Linked DNA regions of Mus musculus: region 1 is linked to region 2. The links are chromatin loops, found by intact Hi-C in ENCODE. Cell type or tissue: heart. All regions are shown on one strand. Each heading gives the region's core, and the rest is flanking DNA. Links, peaks and the distances in the headings are about the cores only.

The links. A loop is a pair of places that touch in the nucleus more often than their neighbours do. Peaks named below come from ENCODE experiments on the same cell type or tissue, not always from the same donor. Only the 100,000 strongest peaks of a DNase experiment are listed, where the experiment ranks them.
Region 1: it touches region 2 in a loop (2.7-fold over the local background); 1 of 42 quality-filtered maps calls a loop at or near these places.

Annotation. Positions count from the first base shown.
Region 1 is chr16:56,026,703-56,035,464 of GRCm38, reverse strand. Pcnp (PEST proteolytic signal containing nuclear protein) reads left to right here and starts at 5,748. Exons shown (of 5, transcript NM_001024622.2): 1 at 5,748-5,862. The coding sequence starts at 5,799. It overlaps Trmt10c (tRNA methyltransferase 10C, mitochondrial RNase P subunit), which reads left to right. Exons shown (of 2, transcript NM_029092.4): 2 at 174-1,745. The coding sequence starts at 195. The coding sequence ends at 1,439. In heart, for the core only: no CTCF peak of the experiment used is centred there; a DNase peak (open chromatin) is centred at 5,714; H3K4me3 peaks cover 3,265 bases; H3K27ac peaks cover 2,271 bases.
Region 2 is chr16:56,128,072-56,136,845 of GRCm38, reverse strand. All of the region lies in intron 6 of Senp7 (SUMO1/sentrin specific peptidase 7), which reads right to left. Among named protein-coding and RNA genes, the nearest start is that of Senp7, 57 kb to the right of the region's middle. In heart, for the core only: a CTCF peak has its summit at 4,944 (motif pointing right); no DNase peak of the experiment used is centred there.

The DNA of each region.
Region 1 (8,762 bases), core at 763-8,762, 100 kb after region 2:
ATGGCAGACCCAGTTTTCATAAAGGCTTCTGCTCCTGCTGAGCTGAGGCCTATACCTCACCAATCATTCATTAGTAGCTCTCATATCCAGTCTGCCAGAGGGCAGGGCGGGGTGACCAGTTTCATAGTTAAAAAAATTTTAAATCTTCAACTTAATTTTTTCTTCTTTTACAGGGTTCCTCACATTTCTTCAAAATGAATGTGACTGTCCGTTTCTTAAGACCTTTTGCCAGATGTCTGGTGCCATATACCTTTCATAGGAAGAGAAGTCATTTATATTCAGGAGTTCTGCAGAGATACATGTCCTCCAAAGCACCTTCTTTGTCTTGTCATAATAAGGACAGTGCATCCCCTCCTGAGCAGCTAGAATTGGATGGGTGGAAAGCTACAATGAAGTCGAGCATTCAAGAAGATGGTGTTTCAGAGGTCTCAGACAAAGATGAAGATTCCCTCGCCTCAACCAGAGAACTAATTGAGATGTGGAGATTGCTTGGCAAAGAAGTACCAGAACATATTACTGAAGAAGATCTCAAAACCCTTATGGAATGTGCCTCTAAATCAGCCAAGAAGAAATACTTACGGTATCTGTATGGGAAGGAAAAGGCGAAAAAAGCTAAGCAGGTAAAGAAGGAGATGAAAGCGGAGGCCAGGGAAGAAGCAAAAAGGGCCAGGTTGCTAGAGACCACCGCAGAAGAACAACAGCAAGACTTCATGTTTCTTCGACTATGGGATCGACAGATCAACATTGCACTGGGTTGGAAGGGTGTCCAGGCTATGCAGTTTGGACAGCCTTTGGTTTTTGACATGGCCTATGATAATTACATGAAACCAAGTGAACTGCAGAATACTGTTTCTCAACTTTTAGAAAGTGAAGGATGGAACAGAAGAAATGTTGATCCTTTCCACATTTATTTCTGCAATCTTAAAATAGATAGTGCTTATCATAGAGAATTAGTTAAACGTTATAGAGAAAAATGGGACAAATTGCTCTTAACAGCAACAGAAAAGTCTCCTGTTGATTTATTTCCAAAGGACAGTATTATATATTTAACTGCAGATTCTCCCAATGTTATGACTACCTTCAAGCATGATAAAATTTATATAATTGGATCATTTGTTGATAAAAATACACAGACAGGAACATCCTTAGCCAAGGCCAAACGGTTAAACATAGCAACAGAGTGCCTTCCACTAGATAAATATTTACAATGGGAAATTGGTAACAAAAATCTCACCTTAGATCAGATGATCCGAATTTTGCTCTGCCTGAAAAACACTGGTAACTGGGAAGAGGCTCTCAAGTTTGTTCCCAGGAGAAAGCATACTGGTTATTTAGAGGTTTCTGAGCAATCTCAGGAACTTGTTAGGAAACTGAAGAAGACAAAGACTTTAAATTCATTTCGAAAAGGCTCCTTAAATGTGCGCACGTGGAAAAGGTGACCTAAGTGAGAAAGTATGGTGAAAGAAGAAAACAGGCTGAAAGTATGGTGACAAGAATGTAGTTATTCCTAAATGGAATTATCTCTTAAAGTCAGTCTCTCTAGACTAACAGTAGAGGTTTGCCTATTTTTTCTTCTTCTTTGCTTTTTTGCAACAGGATTTCCATGTAGCCTTGTCCTCCATCAAGGCCAGACTAGACGTATGTATCAGCAAAACTTTGAAAGTATGTTTTATTTGTTGTAAAAACAATCAAGTTTATAATTAATCTAGAATTGAACACAATAAAAGTTAATATTATTTATTTTTAATCGATTCTTTGAATATCAGACTTTATTGTCCATTTTGGTTTGAGGGTTGATTTGGGTTGTTTTGTGAGTTTTGTTTTGGGGGAGGGAAGGCACGTCTCCAGTAGCCTATGCCAGGTTCAACCCTAATTCTCCACTTCCACTTCCCAAATGATGGGAGTACAGGCCTGAATCACCATGACTGGCTCCATTATACATACTCTTTATTTATCCATGTTAGAAACTGTTCTTTCATGAGGAAATAGATTAAAGCTTTTAAAATTTGAAGCTCTAATTATGAAATTAAAGCCTGTATATAACATTGGTTGTGTTCCAGGCACTAAGTTAAGGTATATTGCATTACATAATCTTGATTGTCCAAAAACTGGTTTTCCCTAGCATGTTAGGGGAAATCCTAATACTATGAAAATTGAGTTTGGAGTAAATAAAAGCAATTTTTTAGGACAGAAAATGTGTCTGGACCAGAATGATGTCTCAGTGGACTCTTGTAGAGAACTTAAATTCAGTTCCCAGCACCACTTTGGGTGGCTTGCAACCCCTGTAACTCTAGTTCTGGTGGGTCTGACACACTCTGGACTCTAAGGGCACCTGTATGAAATGTGGTAAACACAGCTCATGCAGGCATATACACACATGAATACAAAAGCTGACATTAATACCTGGTTAATACATAGTACTTATTGTATGGATAGCATTTCTAGGAAATACTGTTTCTTCAGCCACATGGTTTTTAAATACGTCTTAGAAGTTATTGTTGTTTGAATAAAGTGATGCCCACAGATAGGTCCTTGGGGATTGGCACTGTTAGGTATGGCCTTGTTGGAATAGTTATGGCTTCCTTCCCTTAGAGGAAGTGCATCACTTCTAGGAGGTTGGCTTTGAAGTTTCAGATCTCAGGCCATGCAAATGCGGCAGGCAGTCAGTCTATTTGTGGATCCAGATGGAGAACTCTCAGCCCCTTCCCCAGCACTGTACCTGCCAACATCCTTCCTGCCATGACAGTAACAGGCTAACACTTTGGAACTGTCAGCCAGCCCTAATTAAATGTTGTCCTTTATAAGAGTTGCTGTGGTCATGGTGTCACCTCACAGTAATAAAAACCCTCCTAAGACAGCTATATTTTTACTATTTTTTACTTTCCTTTTAAAGATTTATTTATTTCATGTATGTGTGTATACTGACACTGTCTTCAGACACACCACAAGGCGGCATTGGATATCTATTACAGATGGTTGTGAGTCACCATATGGTTGCTGAGAATTGAACTCTGGAAGAGCGGTTAGTGTTCTTAACTGCTGAGCCATCTCTCCGGCCCTGTTTTTATTTACTTTAATGTGTACTTGCTTGTGTGAATGTATTGTGTATGTGAGTACCCATGAGACCAGAAGGAAACATCATATCCCTTGCTATAGTTACAAGTAAGTTGTAAGATGTCCAACATGGTTTATGGGAACTGAACCTGGTTTCTGATGGCCCAGCCATGTTTCTGTTCCCAGCCACATGGTTTGGGTTTTGGGGTCTTTGCTGGGAATCGAGGTCTCAGCTTAACAGCACATTGGAGGCCGCCAAGTTTACATGAGGAAACAGCAATCTAGAGTGATACATAATATCCCCTCCCCGAGAAAGGGTCTGTGGTATATCTTTGGCTTTGAGCTCACTGACACCCACATACCTCTGCCTCCCAAGTGCTGGTATTAATGGCACAAGAAATGTGAGAATCGTAAATACTATCCTCTAAAGCCATATAGGAGACATGGTGAACCAAGCAGGAGTTAAATACTACTATACGACAGTTTCCTGGTCACTTACATATAATTATGTGCTAAACAGTGAACTGAATGGGTAAGTGCTCCCCATCTCTACTTGAAGCCTGAGTTATTCATTCACAGATACCGAACAGCTTTCGTGTAGGTAACCACCAATACAAGGTGCTATGAAATGTGGCTGCTTTTTAGTTTTAATTTTTTGTGCCTATATGCTGATGTGTGTGTACATGTGGGTATGCACACATGTGTCGTTGGACTGTCTTAGTTATCTTGAGTTGTGTTTTCACTATGTAGACTAAGCTGCCTTTAAGATCCACCTGAGTGAGATTAAAGGCATGGCCACCATCCCTGGTGCCACTTTAACTTTTGATACAACCTGGAGGTGGCCGACTTGGCTGGACTGGCTGGCCAGCAAACCCCAGGGGACCTCCTGTCTCAGCCTCTCCCTCTCTGGCACTAGGATGACTGGCACCCCAGCTTTATGTGAATACTAGGGATCCAAACTCTGATCTTGAGATAACCGGATGATTCAGTATAGCCACTGTTACCAACATCCATGTTTCTCTGTTCTGTTGTTTTAGTTTGGGGGTAGGCCCTCATGGAGCTCAGGCAGGTACTGAAATGGCTGTGTAGCTAAGGATGATACCTTTATCCCATGATCACCTGTTGAAGGGGTACTAGCATTTATTTGGATACAGGGTCTCCCATACCCCAGGCTGATCCTATCTCCACTTCCCAAGTACTGGAATTAGACATATGTGCCACCACTTCATTATGCAGTGTTGGAGATGAAACCCACCATGGGTTTTGCACGTTAGGCAATCACTTGGCCAACTGAGGTACAACCAACAGTCCACTGATATTTTATGGAGAAGTAAAAGCAGGTCTGTGGACAGCAACACTCAATGTTGCTTGGAGGACAGAATGAACTATATTCTCTAATACTGGGTGTATATTACAGGCTAGGAATTGACCAAATTTGGGCAGAGGAATGAGTATAGAGAAAAAGAAGTAAGAAACAGATGAGGCTGTAGCATACTTGATGCATGGATTTCATTGACACTAAATGAATCTACTAAAGGTTTCTAGGAGAGGCAGGACTTAACAGGTGTTTCCAATCTGGAAGAGACGAGTCCTGTATTTTACTGTTGAGTATAAGACAAGTGCTGGTGCTAGCACAGAGGCAGGGAACGCTACAAGACAACTCTTGTGCTGTTCATTGTGTCCATGAAGGTTAAGAGACAAGACTGGCACTAGCTTTTATGATAAAACTCTGTCGGATACTTTTACCTTGAAAGAATAGGGCGATTTAACCAGCAGACAGTTTTACTCCAGACAGTTTTATAGGAGTAAAGAAAACTCCTTGAAAAACACCAAGAAGTGAATAACTTCTAATTCAAAGCAATTCCGAACGTTGAAGCTGGGCTGGGGCGTATTTTAAACGTTATTAGAGAAGGGATGAGTGGAATAGGGTAGATACAAAGCCGACATCTCCAAACTGCAGTAGAGCAAACTACCCTTCTCCGTAAGAAAGACAGCTCCTGCCCTTCGGAGTGTAGCCGGGGATTTTGTTTGTTTTTTATGTATTTTTTTTTAAACAGGTGTTTGAATATATGCAAGTGAGTGTGAACTCTTAGTAGTCGGATTTCTGGAACTGGAGTTATCAGTTAACTGTAGACCACCCAACTGGGAATTGAACTGTCCTCTGAAACAGCAGGAAGCGCCCTTGACCTCCACGTATACCTATTTCTGCTTTTAATGTTTGCTTGCTTGCTACAACTCTCACGCTGAATTTTTCACGAATGCAAAAGCCGCGGAAATTTCTTCCGCCCCAATTTCCGTAAGGCTCTACGACGTGATCTTCCATAAGTCTCTTTTCGGTGTCATTGCACAAATGGAAACGATAATTGCACACCGGACCGCACTGGACGGTGTCAACACTAAGACAGCGTCCGTTAACTGCTGACGTTTCTCTGTAAGAACACAGCCCTATCCCGTAAAATGAAGGACCAGCCGCGACCACCGCTGAGCGTGGAAGCACCTAGGATTGAACCCACCGTTCCACGATCGGTGAGTCCGTACTAACCCGGACGTGCCATCCCACCGCCCAGTCCTCCATAGCCGTCACCACACACCTCGTTCCAGCCAACGACGTCACATCCGTCCCCGTCTCGGGTTCCAGGTCCTCTCTAGGCTGCGGCCTCGCTGGCCCGCCCGAAGCTTTGTGGTTGCTGGGCGGGGCCGTGACGTTCTTGCCCGGGCTGCAGGGGGAGGCCGCGGCGAGGAAGATGGCGGACGGGAAGGCGGGAGAGGAGAAGCCAGAGAAGCCGCAGCGAGCCGGAGCCGCCGGAGGTGAACACAACCCCAGCGTCGCGGGCTACGGGGGCTACTCCGGCCTTTCTTTGGGGTTCCCAGGGCGGGTTGGGGGGCTTTCCGGCATCGCAGGAGCCGGCGGAGCTGGCGCTCGCCCGGCCAGGGGCTGGGCCCTGATGAGTGCCGGGCACGCCCGGTGTGGCCCGCGGGGGAGATCGAGGTCCGCGTCGCCTAATCAGAGAGGCCGCCGGTTACCACCGGGCGGTGCGAAGGGAGGTGGGAGCTTGGCCCGGGAGTCCGAACAGCAGAGAGCTCAGGGCCCGCTGCGCACTCAGGCCGCCGCACGAGCGCCGAGCCGCCGCGGGCACTGGCCGCATGCCGGCTTTCCGAGGTCGCCGGCCTCTCGGTTACACGTAACGAGGGTTGATGCTCTCTTTTTCGCTGCGGAGGTGGAAGACCCCAGCCCACTCTCTGCTGTATTTTCAGACATAACATTTATAAACCCTGCGATGGCATAAGTCGAGGCGATGCAGGGGAGAGGGGAATCTGGCTCAAGCAGCAAACGCTTGAAATTAGGGTTTGATTCGCTTTCTTTCCGGTATCTTTCTTAGGCTGCCAGCAGCGGAGTCTATGTCAGATATTTCGTTGGCGTGGTAGGAAGGTGTGATCTTCCTGTAATTTGTCGCGAAATTAAACTCAGATTATAGCTATCTTTTCGTTCCTCCTACCCCCGTAATTTTTGATGGTGTACATAAAGGAAAAGAAATGCGTAGTCTCTTTTCCCCTACGCCCTTTTGTCGGAAGGATAATTAGCACATGCTTAGAATGTTTTAGCCTTTCACTGTTCTGGCTTTCTTCGGGCTTATCCTTGAAATACTTAAATGTGAGAACATATAGGTTCAGTATCGCATAAAGGCCAAAAGTAGGGTCTACCAAGTTTGTTAATTGCCGAACACCCCCGCCCCCACCCCACCCCCGGTTTGAGCTAGGAGCTCATTTAGCTCTGGCTTCCTGAGTACTGGAATTACAAGCCACGGCCACTTTCTCAGGTCTCTTCCTCATTTTGTTTTTTTTTAAAAATAAACTAGTAAAATAGCTAATGATTTTAGTTCTTACTTTAGACCTTCTATATGTTAAAAGTAGTTTGAGGAAAAACTATAGCCTAAAGTATCTTGGGGTGGCCTTGAACTTAAGGTCCTTTTGCCTTGACTGAGAACATCGTTTTAAGGTACTGCTAAAATGTACCTTAAACGTCTAAAGAAATTCGTGTGTATGTATGCAGTGTACTTGCCACCCTTTCAGTTGAGGGACATTCTGTCCTGTGAATAATATTTCCATCTTAACAGTGTTGGGGTTACATTGATTATTTTATGTTGGTAACTTAAAATAGCAGCCCTTTTCTTCATAATTTGCCTGATTTCGTAAAGCTCACTTTAATATCAGACATACAGGGGTCATGCAGAGTTTCTTAACTGAAACATTTCGCCCATAGGTAGGATTGAATTGATAAGCTTCAGGCAAGTGTTCAGCTCTCTTGGAAAACTTTGTCTAGACTTGGCAACCTTTCTTCTGTGAGACAGCCCACGGTGTTGGAAATACGAGTAGTTTCCCTACTCATTCAACCTCGTTATTGATCCTGGAGGTTGAACCCAAGGCCCCATTTATGCTAGGGTTGGGCCTCACGACCGTGCTCTATTTTAGTAGGGAGACGATCCCCTGTGTAGCTCTTTAACTTAAGTAGAAACTTAGATTTAGAGACAAGCAACTTAATGTGTAATCACAGCCATTTCAAGCTATCAAGGGTTACGCCAAGAGCCACTTCAGTGATGTGTATATTTCCTGTGTCAGAACAGGACTCATGGACTACCTGTCCTGTCAGAGAGCTACTGCAGTCCTTGGTTTTGGGGGGTTTTTTGTTTTGGTTTTTTCTTTTCCCCCAGACAAGGTACCAGAATGCACATGACTCAGGAATGGTACCTTTGTGGAGTTGTCCCATCTCAGCTAGTCAGGGAAAGAGAATAATTGTAGTAGGTTTGGTTTAATTGATATTAACTTACACATAAACAGAAGGCTTTGCTAAAATATTTTTTTATCTAAAAGCTAACAATTTGTGTAATGATGACTTACAAATTGAAAGGGCAGAGGCTGGAGAGATGGCCCAGTGATTAAGAGCAGCAAATGCTCTTCCAGAGGACCTGGGTTCAAATCCCAGCACCTATATGGCATCTCACAGCTGTCTGGAATTTCAAGATCTGACATGTCCAAACAGACATACATTCAGGCAAACACCATTGTATAGAAAATAAAAATAAATTATTTTTTTAAAAAAACAAAGGATGTTCTTATTCACAAATGCTTGTTCATTTATTCATTATAATTCATACTACTAAAGATATTCACAGTATTAGTCAACAGTCATTCAACATTTTTTCGCCCACAGTTCTAAAATACAAAATGTCTTAGTAAGCATAGTGCTGAATTCCAGCAGTTGGGATGTGGAAGCAGGAGTATCCCTTGGGAGTTCCAGGTAGGGGTTTGAGGTCCTCCTGGGCTACCTTACATAGTGAAGTTCAGACTTCCCAGGATTCCATAGTGATACTCAGTCCACAAAACACAAACAAACAAAATGTCTCAATAAATCCAAAGTAGAGATCCTTGATTAAAAGTTCCAAATGCTCAATTAGTTTGAGTTTAAAGAACATTTGGTACTTATGAATTAAGTGTTAATATTCAGTGATAGGTCTTAACACTCAAATTTTCTTGAAAGAATTTTCTAGTGGCCCATATTTAGAATTACAAATAGTTTATTAACAATCAGTAATATATTTGTCTGCTGTTTTCCCATTTTAGTTCATTGCTTTATTTGCTTTTTTCTTAAAATGCTTTGTGTATTTTGCTACATAATTGCTAAGAGGGTTACATGAAGACAAAATGACTAG
Region 2 (8,774 bases), core at 285-8,284:
TTCCTCTTTCTCCACATCCTAGCCAGCATCTGCTGTCACCTGAGTTCTTGATCTTAGCCATTCTGACTGGTGTGAGGTAGAATCTCAGGGTCATTTTGATTTGCATTTCCCTGATGACTAAGGATGTTGAACACTTCTTTAGGTGCTTCTCGGCCATTCGAGTTTCCTCAGTTGAGAATTTTCTGTTTAGCTCTGTTCCCCATTTTTTGATAGGGTTATTTGATTCTCTGAAGTCTAATTTCTTGAGTTCTTTGTATATATTGGATATTAGCCCTCTATTGGATATAGGATTGGTAAAGATCTTTTCCCAATCTGTTGGTTGCTGTTTTGCCCTTTGCCTTACAGAACCTTAAGAATAAAACTTTTAACATTTTTTTAAATACAAAAGAAAATACATATGAAAGAGAATATAAAAACTTTAGCCTGGAAGAGTTCAAACCTATGTGAACAATAGATTACTTAAAAGACAGGGTAAAAAATACCATCTTGACTTTCTGCAATACTTCCTTTTAAAACATGAGCAAATTTGATACACCTGCACACACAACACACACACACACACACACACACGGAATATATTAGTTAAATCTCAGAAAGTGTAATATAATACTATTCTCTATTCCTGAAGGCATATCTTGAGCAGTTTCAAAGTTAAAATGCAAGGGATTCACAACTGAGGTAACTCAGATAAGTGACAGTGACACCAAAAATGAGTAAGAATAACCTAGGACAAGTGATCAGAATATAAGGAATGAATTGTAAACTTAAAAGCTAGAGTAACCAAATATTACCAATGTAGTGTCGCAGAAAAAGGATCAGTCACTGCTATGATTACACTACTGAGCCCATTAAATTTACGTTAATTAAGTGTTTTACTTATAAATTAGAAACTAAAATCTCAAATACTTAAAATAAGACAATTTGACTTACAAAAAGCTTTTGACTAAGTCAGTTCATTCTCAAGCGATTTCAAGACCTTTAAGACTAAAACCATATAAGTAACACTATATGGTGTTTTGTTGGATTTTTTTTATTAAGTTCTCAGCAAAATACTACTAGACACTATAAACAAAACTTTAAAATTTGAAATGAAGTAAAAAAGTAATGAAACAGAAAAAAAAACTATTGCAGCAGAAATTTAAAACATGAACTTGAGTTTTGAATGCAAATATTCCCTGCCTGAAGCTAGCATAGTCCTATAGGTGGTAGACCTGAAAGAGAGGCTGGAGGCGTGGTTATGTGGTTAGGAACACACCTGAAACACCAGTGGTAGAATAATGCATGAAGAGAATGTTATAAATAAACACAATAGAATTTCAGTCAGCTGTGAGAAATAATAAAAATTCTAACATTGCAGGAAAGTGTTAAGTGATATAAGCCAGACACAGAGAGATGAAGAGTGTATGCTTTCTCTCAGATGAAGAATCTGGACTTAAATTCAGATATAGACAGTGGGTCTGGACTTAAATTCAAATATAGACAGTGGGTCCAGTATAGAGGCGAGGGGTACTGCAGGAACAAAAGTGTAAAAAATACATGTGACATGAAAGCAGTAGAGCTATCTGAAAGAAGCAGCAGACCGGCAAAAGAGAAGAGACCAGGGTAGGCAGGAGCAAAACTGATCAAAGTATAATGATATGCATGTATAAAACATCCCAGTAAAAGCTGGAGAAGTGCCTCAGTGGTTAAAGGGGACAAGCTTGCTCTTGCAGAGGATCAGAGTTCAATTCCTCCAGAGCACCAGAGTTAATTAGAGTTGGGCAGCTCACAACCACCTGTAACTCCAGCACACCACCTCTGGCCTCCAAGGGCACCAGCACTCCCTTTATACACATGTATGTGCACACAGGCGCGCGCGCGCGCGCACACACACACACAATTTAAATTAATCTTTAAAAACATGTCAAAAGAAAGGTTATTTTATATGCTAGTAGTTAACAATTATTAAAAATCACTAAGTAAATGATTTAATGTTAGCAAAAAAGGAGAGTAATAACAGAAGAAAAAACAGTAAAGATTTCAACAGAAACACAATCGAGGAAAACAGTTCAAAAGATGAACAAAACTAAAAGTTGGTTATTTGAAAAGGTAGTAGACAATTTTAAGACCCTTAGAAAAACTAAAACAGTTGAAAATTAGAAAAATGAAGATATTACAACAGAGAAGTCTAAAATGAAAAGTATCATGAGAATATTATAATTTATATGCCCCAAACCAGAAAACTCTGGGGAAAAAAATTATAAATTCCTAAACATATACCAACTCGCAAAACTGACTCATGGAGAATTAAACCTGTTTAGACCAATAATTAGCAATGAACTCTGGTTATAAAATACCTTTTCTATCAAAGAAATGCCATCACCTATCAAAGAAAAGGTGATGGCATCACTACAAAATTCCATCCCCAAAAACATAAGCAATACAAAGTCAGCTGTGCCAGAACCAAGAGACTCCCAAAACAATACAGACTATTGTCAACTGCCCTTGGCTGCCTTCCAGAAGTTGAAGGGAAGATCCTGTTGCTAAAGACACAGCACACTTGAGACACACGACTGGAGAAATCCAGCTGGATAGGACCTGGAAGCCTCCTCCTTGAAAACCACTTCTCACAGTATCAGAAGGTGCTGCAAACTGCCAAAGGAGAAAAGCAGTCGTCCTACCCAGATGTAAGACCTGCGAACCACAATGACCACGTGGCATGATTTCCCCGAAGGTGCAATAGTGGCACTCATATCTTGAGAGTAAACAACAGCCACTTCACTAGGCTTAAGATTCACTCAATAGGAGGAAATTCACACCCACTACTATAAACCTAAAAAATGGCCTGGGACTGCTGAGGTGATGGACCCTGGAGGAGAATCTGCTCTTACCACTTTCCTAAACCAGAATAAATTCTAACTGCATTCTAAGAATTTATCCTAATACCCACACATAAATGTAAATCTTTTTGCAGCAGGTAAGAGTCCATTACAGAAAGGCAAAACTGTTGGAAATAACAGAGAACAAAGCAAGGAGTGATGAATCTACATCACAACCTACACCTAAGGCTCAAGGAACATCACACAAGAGGGCAAAGAAAGGCTGTGTAAGGGGCACCTGTGAAATCTCAGCAATATGGCTGCCCAATGCTAAGGTGGATAGGGAAAATCTCACACAGTCCTTTCCTAGCCAAGCTACAAGAAATGGCTGCTGAGAGAAAGGTTTAGCATTTTCCAGGGATGAGCTCCAGCCAGTTACGCAATCCCATATCACCAGCCCTAAACATATAACATAAAAGAAACGCTAATGGACTCAGCAAGTTGCTTTTATATATACATGTCTGTATATACATGTATATAAATGAAACAATAATTAAAGAGGAAGAGGTCATGAATATGAGAGGAAATGGGGAAAAAGAGATGGGGATGGGCACAGAATTGTTGTAAATACAGTACTCACATATGAAATTATCAAAAAAAATTAAAACAATTAAAAGGAAAGAACAATGAGTATCTAAAATAGGCCTTAGTTTAAAATTATTTCATGATTAAAGTATAATAATTAAGGTTTATATGTTAAGATAATGAAAATTGCCATGTTGAATAAGCAAATATTCTACCTGAAGTAAGTAATTTAAATTTTCTATTCAACACTGGTATTTTCTATCAACTCTTGATTTCTGATGTAAATTAAAACTTTCCTTCCCAAATAATTCTATTCTGATTATCTGTAACAGGGAGTAGTAACATCTCTTGGTAGAATAAGGCTAACACAGAGATTTTTATTCTTCACATAATATTTGCTCGTATTAAGTGCATAAGTGTAAAGTTTTTCAGAGGAAACAAGTTTCTATGGTTACAAGCCGCATTGATCTACTGTCAGAGTTTGTACTTGGTGTTATGTATAATAAGGATTGGCATGTTACCACATTCTTTGAAATAACAGAATAATAATAATAGCAATAATTAACAGACAGTCTGTCTCTGAGAAGCTCTAAATAATTTCTATATATCCATTCTGCTTTTGAAGTGGGTAAGGATGGTTACAACAGATGTCAAATCTATTCTGTGTTCATCTTATATTTCAGTTATATTGTGATGTATCTACTAAAGTGATGGTAGAGTTATGAGTCTACATATTTCCACTAACTATTCTGAATTCTCCTTTCAAAATGACCCATTTTAAGAAAAGAGAGAACTACTGTTTCCTCGGAGGAGCTCTGAACTCCTTAAACTAACGGTGAGGCTGACCAAACTCTGACAAACGCTTTGCCACAGTGCTGTTGGCAACAGTGGTCTCAGGTCATTCTCGTATTCCAGGACAGACACCTTCAGAAGCATCAACTACAGCAATAATATTTAACAGAATTTGTTTTATTACCAGCAATAAGAAAAAAATGTTACTATTTATTATCAAGCACTGGATTATGGTTTTTACTTAAATCTACACATCAATCCAAAGAGACATATATTCTTATCCCTGTTTAAAAGATACAACGAACTTGCCAGGGTAACTCAGTGTGTCAGCAATACGGATGAAAGCTGAATTCAGATCTAGCTACATTTATGTTTATTCCAAATATAAGAACTAAAGACATTTGACAACAGAAGAACTGATTTTCAGAGAACACATCAAAGCTACCCAGAAACTTCACAACAAATTTTAAGGAACTTGAAGAGAGAGTTTTCACTGAAGAGATCCTGGAAAGAAGCAAAAATGTCATACTTACACTTATTATTCCTCTTTGGAGTAAAGCCTGAAAAGCGCAGATTACAACAGATAGCTTCCTACACCTCTCACAAGAACTATTTCCTTAATTACATGAATCTAGCCCACTGTAATTTATATCCTATAGGAAAACATCATCATAAATTTCAACAAAACATGCTTACATTAGAACACTTGTTTATTTCACATATTTTTTAATTTATATATTTATTTAAATGTAGGAGTGCTCTGTCTGCATGTACACCTACATGCCAGAAGGGGGCAACAGATCCCTTTATAAATGGTGAGGCATCATGTGGTTGCTGGAAATTGAACTTCGGAAATCTAGAAGAACAGCCAGTGTTATTAACCGCCATCTCACCAGCCCTATATGATTTTTATATGCAGAAAAATTTTCACGTGATATTTAAAAGACAATTCAATGAGGCTGGGAGATGTTCTTCCAGAAGAACAGGGTTTGATTCCTAGTATCCACATAGCAGCTCACAACCAACTGTAATTCCTGTTCCAGGGAATCCAACACTCTCTTCTCAGCTGCAAGGACACCGCACATGGAGTACAGACATATATATATACAGGCAAAAGTTCCATGTGTATAAAGATAGGATGGAAATTTTTCAATGACAATGTAAACATTTTTGTAAAGTAGTATTTCCAAAATTAATTGACTTTTTACAGTTCAGAAAAATTAAGCTCAAGGTTCAATGTCATAGACATTAACCTAGTTGTATAAAATTCAAATGCATTAAGTTAAGAGTGAATATAAAGATAAATATGGCACAAAACCTTTCCTTAAGCAAGATGCTTTCACTCTACTAGAGTAGGGGAAAAAACACATAAAATAATATAATAAATGCATTTCTTAAATCTCTAATTATATATTCAATCTACTGTCTGAATAATACTGAAAATCTTTTAGATTATTTTTTAGCTATTTTTTTTAATTTTATGCGTCTGAACGTTCTGCCTGCATGTATGTATGTGTGCCAGTTGAGTGCCCAGTGTTCACAAAGGTCAGGAGAGGGCATCTGACCCCTAGAAACTGGAGTTACAGATGGCTGTGAGCCATCATGTGGGTGCTAGGAACAGAACCCAGGCGCTCTACAAGAGAAGCTGCTGTCTAAACACTGAACCTCCTCTCAAGCCCACCATTGACATTTTTTTTTTAAAGAAGGGAATTTTTTTTAAAGACTGTGCTAGCTAGCTTTAACTATGAACCTGACATAAGCTAGAATCCCGTGGGAACAGTGTCTCAGTGGAGAACAGTCTACTCTGGGTTAGCCTGGAAGCATGTCTGTGGCGGATGGTCTTAACTCCATTCACTGCTTTAGGCACTGACACACGGGCAGGAAATCCTGAGCTATGCATGAACATGCTTCTGTTTCTGAACACAAGCAAGCACGCATGAACATACACGTATGAACATACACGCATGAACATACACATATGAACATACATGCATTTACTTCTCTCTGGTCTTGGCTGTGGATACAGTGTAATAAGCTGCTTCAAGCTCCTGTCATTGTGACTTACCCACAGTGACAGATTATAACCTGGAATTATGAGCTAAAGTAAAACATTTTCCTATAAGTAGCTTTTTGCCAAAATATTGTCACAAAAACAGAAAGGAGTAGAACAGAAACCTAATACATAAATTATCTTTGATGCATCATAAATTAGATATGAAGATTTCAGAAGCTTGTAAGAAATAAAAAAAAATTTTAAAGATAACACTTGTTAAAAATGTTAAGAAATTTGTTATACACCTTTAAAAGGGTAACTTTAAGTATAATATTTACAGTGAAAAATATAAGCTTGAAGAAGACAGTTGGGGAGCTGGGGACATGAAGACCAGAACAAATTGTCACTGAAATGAAAGCTCTAAATTCTACAGACTTAAAGATGAAAATACATTTGACTAGTATTTAGCAGATGAATGTTTAAAAATCTAGAAGTCACAATTCACAGACCACAGAAGCTCTAGAAGAAGGAGGACCAAAGTATGGATGCTTTGATCCTTCTTAGAAGAGGGAACAAAAATACCCATGGGAGGAGATACAGAGACAAAGTATGGAGCAGAGACTGAAGGAAAGGCCATCCAGAGACTGCCCCACCTGGGGAGCCATCCCATATACAACCACCAAACCCAGACACTATTGTGGATGCCAACAAGTGCTTGCTGACAGGAGCCTGATATAGCTGTCTCCTGAGAGGCTCTACCAGTACCTGACAAATCCAGAGGCAGATGCTCTCAGCCAACCACTGGACTGAGCACAGGGTCCCCATTGGTCCTCCAGAAAGGACCCAAGGAACTGAAGAGGTTTGCAGCCCCATAGGAGGAATAACAATATGAACCACCCAGTACCCCTAGAGCTCTCAGGGACCACCACTACAAAAAAATAAATAAACAAATAAATAAATAAATCTAGAAGTCAGCCCATTTGATTCCCACTGGCCTGGGGTAGCCCAAAGAAAGATGCCCACCCTGGTCCCTATGGCCTGAGGAGGGTGGAAGAAATTCACCCAAATGCCCACTCAAGCCAGGCCATCCTGGAACAGCCAGAAGAAAAACACCCAAGTGGCCACCCCAGCCAGAAGAAAGACATGCAAGAGCTTGCTCCAAGTGCCACATTATTATGGGCAAATATGTGATGGAAAAATTGGGAAAGCTGGTGTACACAGTGGGAAGATGGGAGAGAATGAAGCAGAGAGGTTCATATACTATAGATAAAGATGAAACTGGGGACTTGATGGTGGTAAGGAACAGGCGGATATGAGGAGGCCATGGAGAGGTTCTAGGAAAGGACCGTGTCTGGGTCTGCTGCATGAGAGGTCTGTGTTGAAACCTGTGCCTGGCGTTACCACCAAAAGCCAAGCACATGTCTGTGGTCTGTGCTGAGTGGCCTGCACTGCCACCTAAGGCCACTGGGACATCTGGGCCCATGCTGTTGCCATGGCTGGGTCCATGGTCCTATCACAGCCAGGGTCTGTGTCGATGTCCCCTGCCCCTGTTACCACCAGAGGCCATGCAGAAGAGAGCCACCTCCCAGCAGCTTGCTGAAGAGAGTCTTCTGGCTGCTTTCAGACCAAGATGTAGAACCCTCAGCTCCTTCTCCAGCACCATGTCTGCCTGCAGGCTGCCATACTTTCTGCCATGATGATAATGGACTTTATCTCTGAAACCGTAAGCCAGCCAAAATTAAATGTTTGCCTTTATAAGGGTTGTCCTGTAATTCCAGCATTTGGGAGGCAGAGGTAGGCGAATTTCTGAATTCAAGGCCAGCCTGGTCTACAAAGTGAGTTCCAGGACAGCCAGGGCTACACAGAGAAACCCTGTCGCAGAAAACCAAGAAGAAGAAAAAAGAAAATGGAAAAAAAAAAAAAAAGAGTTGTCCTGGTCATGGTGTCTCTTCACAGCAATTAAACCCTAAGACATCAGACCTGAGGGTATAAGAGGAGAGCTGACCCTGCCCCTTGCTAGCTGCAGCACTGGATGAGCTACCTGGAGCAGTGCTGGAGAGCTTACCCTGGTGGTGCTGTGCAGGAGAGCTGGCAGGCTAACCAACTCAACTCCTCCTAGGCCCAGATCCAGAGCTATGAGTTGGCCCACCCAACATCTACCCCATCCAAGAACTACTGGGTGCATGAAAAGGCCTAGTCCTACATATCTGAAACTGCAGGATCTCCAGGACACAGGGCAACAACAGGATATCCAAGAAGAGTCCTGGTGAGGATCCAGTATTGATAGTGTAGCAGAAGCCAGAGGTCTCAAACCAGACCAATGACCATTGCAATGAACATTTGCAAGGAAAAATGTGTGGTCAAGTGTGTACTGTGACACAATACAACTTCCATGATGATATTTTTTATGTTTTGGGGGGAGTTGTTGATTGTTGTTGTTTTCTTCTTTTCTTTTTTCTTTTCTTTTTGGGGGAGGTTGCAAGGGCAGAGGGTGGATACATAGGAACAGGGTTAAAGATAAGTAGGATTGGGGATCCTGATGTGGAATTCACAAAGAATCAACAAAAAGTTTTTAACCGTCTGGCAGTCAGGCTTAGTGGTACCCA